Linked DNA regions of Homo sapiens: region 2 is linked to region 1. A link is an interaction called in ENCODE POLR2A ChIA-PET data of the cell type or tissue named here. Cell type or tissue: GM12878. All regions are shown on one strand. Links, peaks and the distances in the headings refer to the core of each region. The heading gives the core; the rest is flanking DNA. Region 1 overlaps LOC105371291 (a long non-coding RNA gene). Region 2 overlaps RSPRY1 (ring finger and SPRY domain containing 1).

Region 1 (2,500 bases), core at 1-2,500:
TCCAGGCAACTTTAACTTTTGCACCATCGAACTTTCCTTCAGACTTCGAGTCAGCAACACCCTTCTCACACTTCTTCAGCTTGCTGCCGTAGTGATGTCAGGCAGCTTTGCACTGTCACTCAAGTTATTCCATATCTCACTCAGCCTTTTTGCCACATCTCCAATAGAGATGCCAGGGTTTGTGGATTTGTCCTCGGGGCAGAATTCTGAACAGAACAGGAAGAATCCAGATGGTAGCCTTTTGGGGGCTTTAGGGTCCTTCTTCTTGCCTCCCTTAGCTGGTCCGTAATTCTTTATTTCCCAATCATAGAGTACTTCATCCACCTCGGTCATTTCGTCAGGCTTAGACTTCTCTTTTCCACACATTGTCTTCCGCCTCTCAGAGCACTTCTTGGAAATTTCTGTGAAATTGACAAGAACCTCTGGGTTTTTCTTCTTGCATTCTTCTCTGCATGTCTGCATAAAGAAGGCATAAGCAGACATCTCACCTTTTGGTTTCTTGGGGGTCATCTTTAGCCATCCTGACTATATTGTCGCTAGTCTGGGCAACGCAGGGCACCTGCTTTACACATTTTTAATTGGGCTTTTTGCCACTTTCTTACTGATTCATAGGACCTCTTTGCATATTAGAAACCTTAATTCTTTAATACATATGAGCCAAATATTTTCCCAGGATCTTCTGCATGCTTTTAGCTAAATTCTTGGTGTCATTGGTCATAGAAAAGTTTTGCATTTTTATATAGTTAGATGTAGTCTTCCTTTATGATTTCTGGCTTTCATGTCTTGCTTTAAAAGGCTTTTTCTGATTGGAATTTATTTTTAAAATACTCTCCTATATTTTCTTTTTAATACTTTTAGAGTATTTGTTTAACATTTAATTCATCTGGAATTTTTGTGTGCATGAACATGATGTGAGGTAGGGGTCTAATTTTTTGTGGGGTGAGTCTTTTTAAAAATTGATACATAATAGTCATACATACTTATGAGGTACCTGTGATATTTTGATCCATGCACACAATGTGTAATGATTAAATGAGGATAATTAGGATAACCATCACCTCAAGCATTTATTATTTCTTTGCATTGGGAACCTTCCAAATCTCCTATTCCAGCTATTGTGAAATAAAGTATAAATCCTATTAACTATAGTTGCCCTATTAGAATCTAGTTTTGTTTGCATCTGAATGGAGAACCAATTGTCCCAACACCATTTACCGATTAAGTCACCCCTTCCTGCCTGACTTGTGATGTCCCTTTGTCAAAGGCATCTCTCTGTCATTTTATGCACTCTTCTTGTGGTTGGCACATGGCAGAACTCATAAATGTTGACTTTGGGAGCAGCTGAAATGTCAGCTGAATGACAGCGAGCATACGCCACAGTGCAGCTGACCACAGAGCTCACCTCGCAGCTCAGAAGTCAGAACGAGAAATGAATATGAGTGGCTCCCAACATCAGTGAATATTTGTGGCTTTGGTTTTGATGTTGTTTTCAAATCAACTTTGCTTATCTACAATAAAATTTCCACATTTTAAGTGTACAGGGTGATGACTGATGACTTGGCAAACATGTACACTCTCGGACCAAACACACCAACCAAAATATAGAACACGTCCATCTTTCAAGAAAGTTCCTTTGGGGCTCTTTGCAGTCAACCTCCCCTCCACTTCCACCCCAGGCAACCACGATTACCTGAAACCACACGTGTGTAGCACATTGATAACATTTTCAGAGAAATAAATAACCCAGCTGCAGCATGAGCTTGTTGGCTGAGGAGGAAGGCCAACTTCCCCTAAGGGACAGGACTTCTCTCTTGAGGCCGACAAACTCCCCCCTGGGCTGGTTTGGTTAAGAAGAAATGGGGTAATCCAAACCAGGTCTCCCCAGCTTCAGGTAGGCAAGTTCTGTTCCAGTGGTTTTTAACAAGTCTAGAAATCGGCCAGATATTTACTTAATATTTTCTTCTAGATCAACTGGCCTTTTTACATGTAATTCAAAATGATCACTTTTAAAATAAAATATAATATCCCATTAAATGATGAAGGGCACACGCCATAATTAACAAAGGACTAGTGATGATGTAAAATGAAAAATGAATCTCCTGTGCCATCTGAAATCACATGAATACTGCCTCAGGGGGCACCCACAGACATGAAAGAGGTAAGGGAAAAGCAGAGGAAGAATCTGGAACTTCATTCAGGTTGGAGGCTGGTGGTTAGAGGGGAGGGAGAGGGGCAGAAGGGCTGTCTCAACAGAGCTGAGGGGTGAGGGCTCCCTTCATCACTAAAGCAAAGGAGTTGCTTTGGGAACAAACCTGAGTCCACACAGTCCCTTCCTGCAAGGCCATGAGAAGGTCAGAAAACAGCCCCTTAGCTCATAGGTTCTGGGACCTTCCAGCCATAAAAGGAAACAGAGCAGTTTTTGAGGGGCCACTCAAGGGGAAAATACCTTTGGAGTCAGACAGACTGGGATTCACTTCTACTTAGGTGACACTGGGGAAGA
Region 2 (4,853 bases), core at 1-2,500, 360 kb after region 1:
ATCTATTTTTCCCTCTCTCTACTAAATGTACAGACTACCTTTAGTCTCAGCTGGACCACTTCCAAATTACTGTTAGACATAATAATAGACAATAATTAGACAAGCTTATTAGACATAAGCTCTACAAGCATATTTTGTATGCCACATAGGCACAGTGCCCAGCACATATTAGGTGCTCAATAACAATCTGCTGGATGAGTAAGTGGCCTTATTCTTAATTCTAATACTTGATTCTCTCCTACTCCCAAAAGTAGCCCTTAAAGTCTGAGAGTATAATGTCTTGGAACCTTAGCAGTATACACCAATGAAAGTTGTGAAATCTTAGTCAAAAAAGGCAACAGATGTTTTATTCTTCAATGCAAATTACTGTATTCACCACAAGCTAAAGAAGAGAACATGTATCCTACATATATATTTATATATATATATATTTTTTGTGTGTGTGTGTGTGTGTGGATTTATGGAAGACTAAAGACACGGAAAAAAATCCAGCACCCCAACATGTACAGCCAGGAAGGAAATCAGTTCTGTAATAGGACAGGTATAATGAACTACAAACAAGAAGGGGTGGAAAAAGAAGAAAAAAAAATGTGCATTGAGTTTAAGACACTGTAAAACTCAGAAGACATATTTACTATTCAAGTATAAACTCTGTAAGGACTTGGCATAAATTGAAAGGCAGCTGCTGAGGTACACCATTATAAAAGAAGTTCTATGAATTTACAATTCTACCTTCCAATTTCCTGGGAGAAAAAACCAAACTCTTGAAGGTCTTCACCAGAGACCCTGAGAGGGATTAACACTTTTGATGAAGACATAGTCAATAATTCATGATTGAACTATTCAAAAACATGTATTTATTTAGAACAATAGAAATACGTGTTCTCAGACTGTCCTCTAGAGTTTTTGAGACTATTAGTTCAAGAGTTTCAAAGTATATTACTTGTAAAAACAATACTGATTAAAAAAATTTTTTTTAACAAAAAAACAGAAATCTGATTTGATGGTACCTTGAAAATACCCTAAATACCAAATTTTCTCCAACCTAACATTACAGCTAATTTAAGAATTCCTCCTTCATTGGTAAAACATTTTTTCCTCATTAAATGTGGGTACTGAAATTGGATAGAAACACTATGAATGTGAAAATACCACCAATTTTCTGCAGTAAAAAAAAAAAACCCAAAAAACAAAAAAACAAACAAAAAACCTAGAATGTTCTTTGGAATCACTGAAATATCACAAACTTGGGTTTTTTCTTACAGTCTGTGCACCTTCTTTCAGGTTCTCTGTTTTGCTTGTAGTACTGACTGTGTGATTCTAATTTTTATAGATTCAAGTCTTGCAATGCAATATCCATGCTTGACACACCGGTGTCTCTGACCAGTGAGAAGTTATGCATAACCCAGAAACGCTGTCATTTACATCTCCATAAAGACTTCTGCCCCAAATAAAAACTTCAGAATGACACAACACATCCTGTGTTAAACAATCAAATGAACCCAACAAGGGGGATTCCAGTGTGATTTCAGTACTTGGGAGGGCATTGTCTGCTATGGTTTCTCATGGAAGTACCACAGGCCTGGCTGCTAGCATTCAGCTTTCCTTGGCCTTAAAAGGGATTTTCTCAGGGCTGGCAAGTTGGATTAGATTCTAAGAGAATTTTGTCTTTGACAAACTACCATTTTTAGCATAAAATCTGGCCATGGCTATAAGTTTCAATGTGTGTACAACTGATTAGAGAGTTTTTTTTTTCTTTTTCTTTTCAACATTGGCTGGAATTGAGTAGAAAAAAGTCCACGATGCCTCTTCACATGTGTCATGAAATATGAGAAATCTGTCTGATTCTAGATACTATTTCTTTACGACACAATGGGCAGGTCTCCAGCTGCAAGGCACAATCCATGCACAGGTCACTGGGGAGAAACACAGAAAAGTCAGTCAAGTTAATGCTTCAAAAGGTCAAACTCCAACTGCCTGCCAACTAAATCAAAAATGTTAACAAGTTTGTTCATTGAAAGGGTTACTAATTATACATGGTTTAAAAAAAATGAATATGTAAATAAAAAGTAAATCTTACATTTCTGATCCTCAATTGTCTTAGTCTGTGGAACAAGTAAAAAGTTCATATGCATTCTTTCAGACACTCTATATGTGCACAGCATATACTTACAGATGTGCACTTATAGGTAGGGATATAATATTTCTCCCCAGAAAGCTAGCCATTTATCCCAGAATCATTTACCAAACAGTCCATCTTTCACCACAGTTTTGACACAATGCCTTTGTCATATGGTAAATTTTCATTTTTAGTTAGTTCTATTTCTGGGCTTTTATTGTATTCCATTATTCTGCCATTCTTGTCATATAGTAATGGGACCAAACTATTAACATTTATTTTAATGTATTTTAAGATGTGGTATGGTTGTCATCTCCCTAACTTTCAGAATTTTCTTGCCTTAAACTTTTAAATCAGCATGTCAAGTTCCAGAAAAAAATCATGTTGCTCTTTTTATGTTGAGCAAATTAAACTTAGAGTTTAGAGAAAACTGTCACCTTTACAATACTGAGAGGTCCTCCTATCCAAGAAGAGACTCATTTATTTAAGTCTTCTGTTATACTCTTTGGTAGTTTAAAAGTTTTCTTCATATACGCTCTACATATTTCTTGCTATGTATTCTTAGATAGCACTTTTTTTTTTAACCATGGTAAAAGGGATCTTCAATTATATGTTCTAACTGGCTGCTATTATACATATAGCTAGAAGAGCTACTGATTTTTGTGTATTTTGTAAGTCATAGTGGTGACAGTAGGCATCCTTATCTTATTCCCAACATCTCTTGAAATGCTTCCTATGTGTCACCATTAAAAAGATGCTAGCTGGTGAAACCCCGTCTCTACTAAAAATACAAAAATTAGCTGGGCATGGTGGCGGGCACTGGTAATCCCAGCTACTTGGGAGGCTGAGGCAGGAGAAATCACTTGAGCTCGGGAGGCGGAGGTTGCAGTGAGCTGAGATCACGCCACTGCACTCAAGCCTGGGTGACAGAGCGAGACTCCGTCTCAAAAAATAAATAAATAAATAAAAATAAATAAATAAATAAAAATAAAAAAATAAAGAGATACTAGCATTTGGCTGAAATATATGTGTTTTTTGTATTGTTATGGAAGTATCCATCCATTCCTATTTTATATTGTTTTAGTCCATTCATTTCTGTTTTGTAGTATTTCATCCATTAGGAATGGATATTGAATTTTAACAAATGCTTTCTCAGCATTCTTGAAGTGATAACTGCCCCTCTCCTGCCTCTGGCCTATTTGAGTAATTATATTAAAGATTTCTATATTGTAGGCTGGGCATGGTGACTCATGCCTGTAATCCCAGAACTTTTCGGAGGCCAAGGCAGGTGGATTACTTTAGGTCAGGAGTTCGAGCCAGCCTGGCCAACATGGTGAAACCCCGTCTCTACTAAAAATACAAAAATTAGCTGGGCCTGGTGGCATGCGCCTGTAATCCAAGCTACTCGGGAGGCTGAGGCAGGAGAATTGCATGAACCCAGGAGGCAGAGGCTGCAGTGAGCTGAGATCACACCACTGTACTCCAGCCTGGACGACAGAGCAAGACTCCATCTCAAAAAAACCTGCCTTTGCCTGGGCTGGAGTGCAGTGGCACGATCTCTGCTCACTGCAACCTCCACCTCCCAGGTTTAAGCAATTCTTTGTCTCAGCCTCCTGAGTAGCTGGGATTACAGGCGCCCACCACCACGCCCGGGTAATTTTTTTTGTATTTGTAGTAGAGACGGGGTTTCACTGTCTTGGCCAGGCTGGTCTCAAACTCCTGGCCTTGTGATCCACCCGCCTTGGCCTCCCAAAGTGCTGGGATTACAGGTGTGAGCCACCGTGCCCAGCCTAAGATTTCTGTAATTGTACCATCCTTGCATTCCTAAGATAACTCCCCCTGCCAGTTGCGTTGCTAGGTCTTACTTTCTAATATTTTATTTGGGAGTTTTAGATTTATATTCATAAAAAAATAGTTTTTTCTTTTTATGAGTTTTATCAGCTTTTGGTATGATTACTAAAAATAACATTGTGGTTTTCCTACTTTCTCTATGGTTTGGCCAAGTTTAAATAGAATTGGGCTACCTATTCCCTGAAAGTTGTAAAGAGTTCACCTGTGAAACTAGCCTTAGTACTTGTGGAAGAGAAGGCAAAGGTAGCTTTGATAACCATTTTAACTTCTTTTATGGTAACAGGAATGCTTAGATTTTCAGTCTCCTCTGGGGATTGACTCTTGTAATTCATTTTATCCAGGTTTCCTTTCTTTGTCCCTATATCCCTTTTAAAATTGTTGTTGCTGCTCAAAGTTTAGCTAAATTTTCTTATAATTCTTTTAATGTCCTCTTCCAACTCTATTTTGGATATATATCTACTATGGAGACTATGATCATACTTAAGATACCTAGTTCTAAAGTTTTATATTTCAGCACTCATTAATGACCCCTTGTATTATGTGCAAGACCACAGGACCAGAGAGCTCAAAGATGATTAAGACCAGATCCAGCTGTTTGAGATCTTAACATTCTTACAGAAACAAAGATCAAAAAGGGCATGAAGATATCCAACCTTTAAACTCTGCATCTGTCTGTGAGGCCCTGATAACTAAACCCTCCAAATATGCTCAAACTGAGAAATTCTGGGCTGTAGAAGTAATAGGGAGGATTAATCACAGCTGGAATCACTGTGCCTTTCTTTCAGAAGAGAGGCTGGTATAGCTAAGGGTGAAATGAGACACACTCTACTTCCCTTAAGTGCACAGCCAATTAGATAACCCGTTTCAAAAGACAACAAACGTA

Evidence for each region. Peaks named below come from ENCODE experiments on the same cell type or tissue, not always from the same donor. Only the 100,000 strongest peaks of a DNase experiment are listed, where the experiment ranks them.
Region 2: POLR2A ChIA-PET joins it to region 1 with 5 read pairs; 2 of 35 experiments call an interaction of 5 or more read pairs at or near these places.

Annotation. Positions count from the first base shown.
Region 1 is chr16:57,601,157-57,603,656 of GRCh38, reverse strand. All of the region lies in intron 1 of LOC105371291 (a long non-coding RNA gene), which reads left to right. It also overlaps the pseudogene HMGB3P32. Among named protein-coding and RNA genes, the nearest start is that of ADGRG1, 26 kb to the left of the region's middle. In GM12878, for the core only: no CTCF peak of the experiment used is centred there; a DNase peak (open chromatin) is centred at 1,486; H3K4me3 peaks cover 408 bases; H3K27ac peaks cover 1,489 bases.
Region 2 is chr16:57,235,942-57,240,794 of GRCh38, reverse strand. RSPRY1 (ring finger and SPRY domain containing 1) reads right to left here. Exons shown (of 15, transcript NM_133368.3): 15 at 326-1,916. The coding sequence ends at 1,820. Among named protein-coding and RNA genes, the nearest start is that of ARL2BP, 6.9 kb to the left of the region's middle. In GM12878, for the core only: no CTCF peak of the experiment used is centred there; a DNase peak (open chromatin) is centred at 1,472; H3K27ac peaks cover 642 bases.